Linked DNA regions of Homo sapiens: region 1 is linked to region 2. The links are chromatin contacts, found by Hi-C or POLR2A ChIA-PET in ENCODE. All regions are on one chromosome and are shown on one strand. The core of a region is the stretch at or near the end of the contact, and the rest is flanking DNA. Distances in the headings are between cores, read along the strand shown.

What was found. A loop is a pair of places that touch in the nucleus more often than their neighbours do. ChIA-PET counts read pairs that join two places held with the same protein, here RNA polymerase II (POLR2A). Pooled maps may share reads with other maps.
Region 1: a map with no recorded cell type shows a loop between it and region 2 (18-fold over the local background). The contact joins the promoter of SLC6A9 here to the promoter of SVBP in region 2. A Hi-C loop is called at or near these places in 1 of 37 single-sample maps with no recorded cell type and 4 of 50 pooled maps. POLR2A ChIA-PET finds 5 or more read pairs at or near these places in 2 of 52 experiments (both activated T-cell).

Annotation. Positions count from the first base shown.
Region 1 is chr1:44,028,782-44,034,564 of GRCh38, forward strand. SLC6A9 (solute carrier family 6 member 9) reads right to left here and starts at 2,681. Exons shown (of 14, transcript NM_001024845.3): 1 at 2,525-2,681. LOC107984948 (a long non-coding RNA gene) reads left to right here and starts at 1,633. Exons shown (of 2, transcript XR_007066054.1): 1 at 1,633-1,768. It overlaps LOC124904168 (a long non-coding RNA gene), which reads right to left. Exons shown (of 4, transcript XR_007066055.1): 3 at 4,864-5,539; 4 at 3,762-3,946. RefSeq lists enhancers at 56-615, 616-1,173, 1,815-2,411 and silencers at 1,283-1,832, 2,153-2,222.
Region 2 is chr1:42,814,858-42,820,810 of GRCh38, forward strand. SVBP (small vasohibin binding protein) reads right to left here and starts at 2,540. Exons shown (of 3, transcript NM_199342.4): 1 at 2,333-2,540; 2 at 1,574-1,723. The coding sequence starts at 1,687. It overlaps ERMAP (erythroblast membrane associated protein (Scianna blood group)), which reads left to right and starts at 2,265. Exons shown (of 12, transcript NM_001017922.2): 1 at 2,265-2,396. RefSeq lists silencers at 1,414-1,483, 2,044-2,243, 2,394-2,683.

The sequences.
Region 1 (5,783 bases), core at 1,431-3,930, 1.2 Mb after region 2:
AGAGAGAGAGAAAGAAAGAAAGGAAGGAAGGAAAGAAGGAAGGAAGGAAGGAAGGAGCCAGGCCAAAAATGAAGGGGCTCAGGTTAGGAAGGTGACAATAGGGTGAGGAGAGGTGCACAGATTTCAGAGAAATATAAAAGGCAACATGGCGAGACTTGGTGATGAATCGGACTGGGTAGGGGGAGGGATAAGAAGGAGTCTCTGGTTTCTGCTGGTGCAGTGGGAGGAAACCGGTGCCCGACCCAGAGGACGAATGCTGGTGAGGCTGCAGGTTTGGTGCGGGGACAGGAGGGCTGGCTTGGACAAGCTGGTCTGAGCTGCTTGTGAGCCAGATGTTGAGACATCAGCCACAGAACCCTGGCCCACCTTGACAGTCTCACCGCTGAGTATCAGACAGGACTGTCAGGTCAATCAGTTTTAACGGTCCATCTTGGCCAAGCCCTGGAGTCCTCACGGGGGATGGAAAGGTGACAGGCTCTTTTCCTAGCTTGAAGGACCGCACAGTTTAGTAGACAGAGGAAGAAGCATAATTTCCATTCACTGTGTTGGAGGAAGTGGAGGAGCTGTGGGAGCAGGAAACAGCCCTTAGTTCTACCTGGGAGCCCAGGTCAGCAGCCTGCGGCCATCTGCCGCCACGTGAGACTACCCAGCACTTGCAGAGGGCTCCTGCTTCATGCCTTTGCCCCGGCACCCGTTCCATGTTTTTTGAGCACCCTTGTCTCCACTTCCACCTGTATGTATCCTACCCATCCTCAAAACCTATCCCAATGCTATTATCTTCATGAAGCCTTCCTAGGTCCTCCCCGTTGCTGTCAGCCTTCCTACTGTACCCCCACGCTTGCCACACGTAGCAATTGAGGCATGCTTCCTTGTGCCCAAGTCTGGCTCCCCACTAGATGGAGAGTTCTACCAGGGCAGAGGCGTGATTCTTCTGTGTCCCCAGAGCCGGGAACTGAGCAGGTACAGCCGCAGTCGCCGCATAGGCCAAGTAAAGGGGGCGTTTTCTCTGCGGTCCTTGGAAACACTTGGGCATGCTCAGTGTCGCCCATTAGTCCCTAGAACCAGTCCCCTCACCCACTACTCTCCAACCTTCTGATGCTCCCTCACTTTGGCAGTCTTTAACCTTTCAGGTTTTTCTCTTTCCCCACTCCTCGCCCTGCAGCCTTTATTTCCCAACGGCCGCACCCTCACGCTCCTTTCAGCGGAGAAATAGACCGCGCTTTGTGCGGAAGCTGTCAGCGAGCAAGCGTCCCGTCTCCTTTAAGAGTGATCCGCGAGGGGGTGTGGCTTGCGGAGAGCAGGCCCGAAAGGGGGTGCGGCTCCTTTAAGTATCCGCCGGCCCGAGGCGCGGAGGCCTCCGGCCGGCGGGCAGGGGCGCGGTCGGTCTGGGAGCAGCGGCACCGCCCGCAGCGTCCCGGTTCCTCGAAGTGGGGCGCGTCCGCTTTAATCGGGGAGAGAGATGTGGGGGCACGGGCGTTACATCAGCCGCCACGTGTGGGCCTAAGCTGGCGTGGAGGCGGCGGCCCCGCCCCCGGCCCCTGCGGTGGAAAAGTACCGGGGCGCCGAGGTCCCCGCCCCACGGCCCCGCCCCCGGGCCGGCACCGGCCCCTCCCGGCCCTCCGGGCAAGCCCCACTCTCCCGCCCGGCCCGGCCCCGCCGCCTGCTCGAGATCTGCAGTGGCTGCCGGGTGCGGAGCGCCGGCCGGGGGTGGGCTCTCCAGGGCTGCTAGGCCCCTGCCCTCACCTGCGGCCGCCCGGCCCCGCCCTAGGTGTGCCGGTAATGAGGGTTGGGGTGGGGAGGGCACGGATTCTTCCCAGGGTAGCAACCCCCAGAGAACTCCCGGCTCGCTCGCAGTCCCTTCCCAAAGCCGCGGCCAGAGCGCGGACAAAGAGAGGCTGAGTGCGCCAGGACTCTCCCGCGCGGCTTCCCGGGTCCCGCGGGCGCACGGGCACTGGAACCGGCACCGGGAGGGCAGATAGGGAGGCAGGCCGGCTGGAGGGGCCAGATAGGCAGCCAGGCTGGCGGGCGCTGAGAGGCGATGGAGCGAGCGGGAGCCCGCACGCTGGGTGCAGGCACGGCCGACTGTCGACCCCTGCAGGCCCCCAGAGCGCAGAACCACTGGCTCCTCGGACGGACAGTGCCACGCTCTGGCTCCGGCGCTACCCGCACAGCCTGCGCCCGCCGCCCCCGATCGAACCGGCGTCTGGCGCCCCCCCGCCACCCCACGCAGGAGCTCCCCCCACTTCCCTCTCCCTCCCGCTTCAGCTCCTTGGTGACAGCGGTGACACCCAGACGCGCGCACCTACCCCGATCTTTGCGGCGAGACAGACATCCCGGTGCGTGCACCCACACTCTTACCCACAGATGCCCGCATACATGCGCGATCACACACACACACACACACACACACACACACGCACACGCTGGTCCTGGGGCTCAGCCCCGCGGAGCCGCCGAACACTCAGACCGACGGCAGGACAGACGGAGGCGCGGGCCCCAGCGTCCCTTCCCCCAGCCCCCTTACCATGCTGCAGCCCCCGGCCCAGGCGTGCTGGGTCCGCACCGCGGTGCGCCCAGGTGGCTTTCTTAAAGGGAAAGTTGCATCAGCCTCCCGAGGCTCTGTGCCGCGCCGAGTTCGCCCGCCCCGCCGCGCCGCTCGCAGCTCTTCCACAGCCTGTTGTGTTTTGGTTTCGGGGAGGCGGGGGCTAAGAGTTTGGTGAAAGTTTGAAGAGTGGAGAAGGCTTGGGAGATCTAGCCAAGTCCCTCCCCTACCCGAACGGCTCCCCTGGCCGTCCTCCCCTCTCCATCCCATCCCCTCCTCCCGTGCCGACTTCTCAGGCTCCTCCTCCCAGGGAATAAAATTACAAGTCTCTCCAGCTTTCAGATGATTGATCCCCACGAACCCCTGGGAGTGAGCGCCACAAAGGAGTCCCCTTCTCCGCCCCTGCCTCGCTGCCCTCCAGCTGGGGCCCTTGAGCAAGCAGATGTGGGCCCCTTCGGGCTAGGCTGGAATGAAGCCAGAAGGCCTGGGGCACTATGGGGGGCTGAGGCTGGAGTTAGCCCTCCAGGCCCCTGGCCTTCTGCGCCTGCGTTTCCCCTAGAGAGAAGTCAGAGCAAATTCCATTCCCTTTGGAGCAGAGCCGCTAGAGACTGTGGGCATTGCTGGGTAAGGCCTAGGTCCTACTCCTTGGAACTGGAGGGCTCGGGGTAGCCCTTTCTCAAATTTCCCTCCTGGACCACCGGCTTGGTCAGCTCTACTTTTGAGGTGGTGTTACAGGGGCTGCAGACACCAACCTGGGATCCCTCCTCCTTCCATGGTGAGACAGACCTGGGTTACAATCTCAGCTAAAAAAGAGTCTTTGCCAAAAGGAGCATGGTGAGCCTCGGTTTCCTCCTCTGTGAAACAGAGAGAAGGGGCTAAGGAAATGCATGTGTGTGTATATAAAGCCCATTGCTCCAGGCTGCCTCTGGGGAGTGGTGGCTGGCATTTGGAATGAGCCTCCCACATTTGCATACCTTGTGAGAGCCACCACCTTTCATGGAGAGTGGCCAGTTAGTTCTGTCAGAGGAACTGGTTTTTGCCCCAACCTGAGTAGGGCATCTGCTCAGGGAAGGGGCCCAGCCCACAGAGGCAATTTCTACTTTGGACCCTGAGTCCTCACCATTTTCTGGCCAGGAAACAGTTTAATTTTTTTCCTTGGGACAGTCAGCCTCCAAGAAGCGAGTGCACACATGCCAAACTCACGTGAAACCAATTGTTGAGTGAGATTCCAGTTTATTAATTTATCAGAGGCACTGAACAAGATAACAGGCATCAAGCCCAGGCATTCCCTGAAATGCGAGCTCTCTCAGGCCACACGCGGTCCATTCCACAAACCTTCCTCAGAGCCAAAGTACAAAGACAGCTCTCTGTTGTCTCCTATTCACATTGGACTCCTGATCAGATCTGGGAAGACACCTTAGTCTTATCAGCGAGATTATTTTCACTTTTACTTTGTCCCCAAACCTAGTAGGTATAGCATGTTTGGGATTTTTAGTCTCCTACAAGCCAAGTGCAGGTGTTTCTTGCGTGAGTTGTGTGCACACACACCTGGATCTAGGCAACCTGTTGTGTCTGTGCCCCCAGACACCTGAGCCCCGATTGTGTATTTGTGTAGGTACATCTGTGGAAGACTGATTGTGTGCACTGCAGCAGGTCTGTGTAGTTATGTGTGTGCTCAATTCCTGGGACTGGGCAGATGGGGTCCAAGCCCTCTATATCTCTCCTGCCAGGACGTAACTTCCTCCATAAGTTTTTTTTAGGATCTTCCTCCTTGCCTCCTCGCTGGGGCTCATCAAAAGGGATACCACCCCAGGGAAGGCAGATGGAGGATGTCGAAGAGGCCCCCAAGTAGAGGAAGGCGGACAAGGAAGAGTATGAAGGGGAAAAGGCCTCCCTCCTTCTCCCTTCCAGCAGTAGGCTGGGGTGGGGACAGGCCTAGAAGAGGGCACTGAGCGCTAAGAACACTCAGTGAAGATTCCGAGAGTTTTCATGGCTCAGGGAATCCATATGAAGGGAGGCAGGTGTAGGGTGCTGCAAGCCAGACTTCCAGGATGCCCTCAGGCCTAGGGGCTTGGGGCCTGGGCTGTTAGAAGAGAGGAGGATGGGTGCTCAGGGGCCAGCCCTCTGAGGCTCCGTCAGAAAGAGGAAGGCTTGGGGACTAACCTAGGGACAGGGACGTGGGGTGAAGAGAAAATTTTCCTTGGAGTGTTTAGGGAGATTGGGGATGTTGGCCAGAGGGCTTTATTAGACTAACACTGGCATAGCTCAAAGTCTATTTGTATACATAGAAACAGATTCATGGATATGTGTGTTTTACCCACCTTGAACCAGAAAGAGCTTCAGGAAACCACACAGCTGTGTCCTGAGGAGACACTTGTGAGAAAGATTCTGGTTTGAAAAGTCATCTTCCTGAGACAGGGACTAGAGAGGCTGTTTTTTTCCAATCAGAATGAGGCCCAAAGGAGGCAGGTTTGGGCCCAGCCCGGGTGGGAGCTGGGATAGCCTCCGTCCCTGGCTGTGAGCCCCTGGCTCTGAGCAGCTGGCCTGCAGGGTGGGAAGGGCATGGCCAGCCTGGGCCACTGTGGGGCGGGCAGGGGGATCAGGACTGAGGACAGACTGGGGCAGGGGAGGGGATGGGGGACGGACGGGGTCAGACATTTTGACGGGCCTGCTTCTTCCTGGGGCAGGGCAGCAGTTGGGCTGGGGCCCACCCACCACCCACTGCAGGCTGAAATGTGGCTCAGGAGCCTCCAGTTACTGCAGCCAGTGGAGCTATTTCCTGGGAGGGCTGCATCCAGCGTCAGAGCCCCCAGGGCTGGCTGGTTTCCTCGAGTGGTGTCATCAGCCTGCAGGATCAAGGCCTCTGTTTCGAGATGCACATAGTCAGCTTAGGTGTGTGTCTAGTAGGAATATGAATAATGCCAGACTTGGGCCACTTCTGGTGGTCACTGCAGGAGCTGGCAGCACTGGGCACCTTGATGGAGTGGTGCTGGGGGCCTGCTGAGAAGGTGGGGGAGGGTGGACATTGCCTGTAGTTGAAGCCAGGCCTGGCCAGGGGTCTCCACCTCCTTAGAACCCCAGCCTCAGTAGCCAGGAAGCATTACTGGGAGGTGCCTGCCTGGGCTCTGCTCTCAGATTCTTCCTTTCTTGAACCTGGAGCCCAGTGGTCAGTGCCTGGCACCTCCACTGCCCTGTCCCAATGCAGAGGAGCAGGTTAGATTGGTTTCAGACCTGAGAGCTG
Region 2 (5,953 bases), core at 1,290-3,789:
CCATTACTGGGTATATACCCAAAGGATTATAAACCATGCTGCTATAAAGACACATGCACACGTATGTTTATTATGGCACTATTCACAATAGCAAAGACTTGGAACCAACCCAAGTGTCCATCAATGATAGACTGGATTAAGAAAATGTGGCACATATACACCATGGAATACTATGCAGCCATAAAAAGGGATGAGTTCATGTCCTTTGTAGGGACATGGATGAAGCTGGAAACCATCATTCTCAGCAAACTATCGTAAGAACAAAAAACCAAACACCGCATGTTCTCACTCATAGGTGGGAACTGAACAATGAGAACACTTGGACACAGGAAGGGGAACATCACACACCAGGGCCTGTTGTGGGGTGGGGGGAGGGGGGAGGGAAAGCATTAGGAGATATACCTAATGTAAATGACGAGTTAATGGGTGCAGCACACCAACATGGCACATGTATACATATGTAACAAACCTGCATGTTGTGCACAGGTACCCTAGAACTTAAAGTATAATAATAAAAAATAAAAAATAAAAAGAGACTCCATCTCAAAAAAAAAAAGCAATGTGGCAATGTCTAGTAAAATTGAGAATGTACCCAGTAATTTTTCTAGTTAAATAACCTACAGAAATTCTAAGGCAGGTGCCAAAGGAGACACCTAAAAGCTTTTCACTACAGCAATGTTTGTAATAGCAAAAAATACTATAAATAATTTAAATGTGCATCTCTGTAAGAATGAATAAATATACTAAGTAAAATGGATGCATAAAATAGACTATTATAAAAATTAATGAGAATAAACTAAATTCTTATATTGGCATGAATAGTTCTAAAAAACAATGTAAGCAAAATGCAAAATAAAATGCAGGAATTTTATTAATGTAAAAATTTAAAATACTACTGTATATTGTTCAAGGATATCTATTAATATATTTGAATGTAAAAGTATAAAAAAAAGTAGTTGTCCATGGAGAAGTAAAAGGATGTAAGACAGGAAATGAACAAAGCAGACAGATAAACAAAACAAAGAGGGAAAAAGAGACCAGCAAGATTTTCCCTGACATTAAATACTAAAATAAAATACTTATGTCTGTATGTGGCTCAATATTGGCAGGGTAAAGTTTAAAGCTTTTTATTCTCAAGTTGATTGTAATCGTTGAGAGAACAAAGGAACACACTGGTGAGTTTAAAGCTTGGGCCTCTACCTGGCATGAGTAGCTGCTTTCCGCACCAAATCCAGAACATCTGTACTGGGGGTGTCTGACACTTGCGTGCTCTCTCTCATTCTGACCCCTTCTTTCCCCTTACATATCATTTTTTTTCCTTTCTTCCTTCCCTTGGGTCTCTTACCACAAAAGCTCCGCACCAGACTGGGGTTCTGACACTAACTTGGCATGTGATTCTGGGCTGCCACCTCACCATTCTGAACCTCAGTGTTGTCCCCTCTAAACCTGGGAGAACACCCATCCTGCCTGGAGGCAAGTATGGCTCGCTGTCAGTTCTCCTTTCTGCTGTTTCTCTATTCCAGCATCATCTCCAGCAGACTACAGGCATACAGAGCCTCCGCCTTAATCTCACCTCTGCTCTTTGTCTCTGCTTCAGCTCCTGCTGGGCTGATTTCTGTTTGGCCTTCTCAACTCTGCTGACAGATTCTTTAACTTTGGTTTTTTCTTTACGTGCAGGTGGATCCATGGCTTGACTTCTGGATATTTCTTAGGAGGCTCTGATCTGGGTGGTACAGAAAGAGGCAGATCTTCAAAACAAAACAAAACAAAAAATACCCTGCCAGTTACTCCTCTAATCCTTTAGCTCCGCCCCATCCTTTGCCAGGTGAGGCAGAGTGGTCTGGTGGCAAGGGCGCTGGATGTGGGGGAGTAGGAACCGAGTCCCAAGGCCACAACCTCGCTGGGTGTCCCTGGGCAAGTCTCCTCCCCACTTTGAGCCTTAGTTTTCTGTCTGCAAAATGGGTTAAGTGTTTTCCTGGCCTCCCTCCAGGAGCTGCTGTGTGCGGGTGAAATGCAAAGACCCCTGTGAAAGCGTTGCCCACTGTGCGGCGTGCGGCACCCAGCGCGGAACCGTCCTAATGGGACGCTGAGACCCAGAGGGCGCCCAGGGTTTTCCCACTGCGGCCGGCCTAACTCCGCCGCAGCAGCCGCTCCTGGGGCCAGGGGGCCGGGCCCCATAGCCAGCCGGGCCCGCCCCCCACCGCCCGGCCCCCCGACCCCGCCCCGGCCCGCCCGGCCCCAGGGGACGGCCCCCGCCTCCTGCCCTCTTCCCTCTCCTGGAGGAAAATGGCGGTCGCTGGAGCCGCCGACCAAGAGGCTTGGGAGTCTGTACCTTTCCCGACCGGGCCACTGGAAGTTGGAGCCTCCGCCGAGTCGCAGACAACGCCTCCGGGAGGGTAATCCTCGCCTTCCCCCGACCACTGGACCCAGCGCTGCCTGCCCACCGCCCCTCGTCCTGGGCGGGGCCGCGCGCCGGGGGGAGGGGCGCAGGGCCGAGCGCCAGGAGGCTTCCGCCCGCAGGAGCGGCCGCGCGTGCGCAGAGAGGATGGCTGGAAACCCGCGTAGAGGGCGGGGCGGGGCAAGCCGGTGCCGGGGCGGGGCAGGGGCGGAGCCACACCGGGGTGGGTGGTGGTTACGGCTAACCAAAGCTTTTTCCCGTTATATTTTCTGCAACAGCTACTAGGTTTTAGAGGGTGAGATCCGAATCCTGGAATTGGAATTGCTCAGAATTCGAATTCCGAGGCTCAATTTCTTAATTCGAAAAGTGGGGATTGATGATTGCCACCTTCTTCATTCATGAGTTTATTGGGAGGATCAAGTGAGATCCCGTTTGCCACAGTGCTTTGAAAAAGGAAATCTTGACAGAAGTACCAATAGCCAGTATAAATACAGAGAACATTCACGTTCAACTGATTACCGAGGAGATGTAAATTAAAATAGCTGGCTGTAATTTTCCAGGTATTACATTAGCAAGGATTGACAAAAATGATAATAGCTACCTTACATTTGGGCTTACTATATTCCAGGCACTGTTCTTACAGCTTCACATTTATTAACTAATTCCTCATAATAAGTGTGTATAATGTATACGTGTATATTATTATCCCCATTTACACATAAGGGAACAGAAGCATTGAAAAGTTAAGTGAGTTGTCCCGGGTCACACAGCTTCTAAGTGCTGGAGCAAATATTTCAGCCAGGATTCATAGGACAATGGCCTTATCCAAAGTAAAACCCTGTTTGGGTCCACTATTTGTTCCTCTATCAAACTGGCAAGAATTGAAACAACTGATAGATGCTAAGCAAGCAATGAACTCAGCCCAGATGGACACACGCTTCCAGTCAAACTGTAAATCGTTAACAGCCTTTCTGGAGGTCAGTTTAGTACTAGGTATCAAAAGCCTTAAAAGTGAGCACAATGCCCCAAAAAGACAAATACTGCATGTTTCCATTCATATGAAGTATCTAAAGCAATCAAAGTCTAAGAAACAGAAAGTAGAATGGTGACTGCCAGTGGCTAGGAGAGAGGGAAAAGAGGAATTGTTTAAAGGGTATAGAATTTTAGGTTTGTAAGGTGAAAAAGTTCTAGAGATCTACTGCACAATGTTTATTTTTTATTTATTTAATTTTTAAAAAATAGATGGGGTCTTGCTCTGTCACCCAGGCTGGAGTGCAGTGGTGTGATCATAACTCACTGTAACCTGGGCTCAAGCAATCCTCCCACCTCAGCCTCCAAAGTATCTGGGACTACAGGCACACACCATCATGCCTGGCTAATTTTTTAAAATTTTTTTGTAGAGATGGAGTCTCACTGTGTTTCCCAGGGTGATCTGGAAATCCTGGGCTCAAGTGATCCTCCTGCCTCAGTCTCCCAGAGTGCTGGGATTACAGATGTGAGCAATTGCGCCCAGCTTTTCCAAAATTTCTACAGTAAACGTTTATACTTTAGCAATCAGAGGAAAGTACATTAAATGTCTTTTTAAAAACCCTATACAAATGCTGATTCGATTATTATTAATAAAAGTAACCAAGTCAGAGTCTATTTCAGAAATCTTGATGTAGTACTGGTATTTTACATTTGTGTCACATGGTATGGTTTATAACGTTCATATAAGCTATGAACTAGATTACAGCTGAAGACACGGCAGGACCTTTAGAAGCCAGCTAAAAACAAACCAGCTATAGGGAATGGAGGAGTGGAAAAGCCACATGGAAGACTGGAAAAGTAGTGGTGCCACTGAGCCACTGTTGAAAGTGGAGAAGGTGTGATGAGTTGGTTTGGGAAACGGTGAGGAAGAGGATAAGTTAGGAGCGTGTGTGTGTGTGTGTGTGTGTGTGTGTGTGTGTGTGCGCGCGCGCAAGAGAGGGACCGAGAGAGAGAAAGAGCTAGATTACGCTTCAAGTGGCAATAGGCAAGAAGAATTGTCCAGTGAGCAATTAGAAGATTTCAGAAAAGAACGGAACTGGAGATACCAGTTTGGGATTCTACATTCTTTATTGGGAAGGTGAAGGTTGGAGCCAGGAGGGAGTGAATGTTGAGGCTGAACACTGTCAAAGTCCCCTCTCTATTCTTTCCATGAGTTTATGCTTTGTCTGTCTCTTTTGTGTCTACCAGTGGACTCTTGGCCAGGCTGCAGAATTTCCTGGTTTGTTGAATGACTAGCAAGAGTTTATAGTAATATAACTAGAATATTTTTACAGTTGAGGTATATACTACACTAAGATTATATTCACTTTATTGAATAATATTTTTTCTAGAGTCAAAAAATTATCTATTTTTATTTGCTTAATGATCTATGCATCCCTTGTTTATTTTTTATTTTCAGAGGTGGGCTCAAGTGATCCTCCCGCTTCAGCCCCTCAGTGGCTGGTACTACAGATGTGAACCAGGTCATTTACCAGTGTCTTTTTTTTTTTTCTTGGCAGCATCCCTCCTTAGACTCATCCTCTCTTTGCTCCAAACTCCTCTGCTTAGCCTTGCTTCACAGCTCTTGTCCTAGGATTAGGGACCTAACCACATTCTGGGGATTCTCTTCTTGTTTCTCCTGTGCCAAATCCCCTGCTCTCTGGATCTTATGTTTTTCCATTCTTGGTTTATTCTCTCATTTTGGAGGAGTATGTTCTCCACTAACTCCCCAGAAGGGGTTCATGGAAGCTAAATTTTTGAGTCCTTGCTTGTCTAAAAATGGCTTTATTTTCTTTCATCCTTGAGTGACAGATTTCCACATTGGAAATTATTTTCCCTCAGAAGTTTAACGGCATTGATTCATTGTCATCTAGCTTCTCATGTGGCTACTCTTGAGGAGACTGATTTATTCTGACTTGTGTTACTTCCCATATATTTTGTTTGTTAATTTGTTAATTTGTTTAGGATATTTTTCTCCTTTATCCTTGATGTTCTGAACGTTCATAACAAACTGTCCTTTAAGTATTTTTCATTCATTATGCTAAGCACTCGGTGGCCCCTTTCAATTGGGAAACAAAGTCTTCAATTCTGGGAAACGTTCTCTGTGATCAGTTTCTCTTTTTTTTTTTTTTTTTTTAACAAATAGAGACAGGGTCTCCCTATGTTGGCCAGGCTAGTCTTGAACTCCTGGCTTCAAGTGATCCTCCTGCCTCAGCCTCCCAAAGTACTCAGATTACAGGCATGAGCTGCTGCACCCAGCCAGTTTCCCTGTTTTTAAATTTTTCTTCATGTTCCATTTCCTGGTTTTGTTTATTCTAATTTACAAGAGATTTTCCTGAGCTGTATCCCCTGGTTCTTCTATTGAATTTTTTCATTTCTGCTACAAAAATGTTAATTTCCAAGAGTTTTTGTTTGATCCCCGACTTTCCTTTTTGGTAGCCTCTTGCTCTTATGTTGTGGATTCAGGATCTTCTCTTATTTCATATTTCTGAGGATTCCAGTTGTAATTTTCTGCTGTTTTCTTCTGCTTCCTAGATTGTCTCTGTT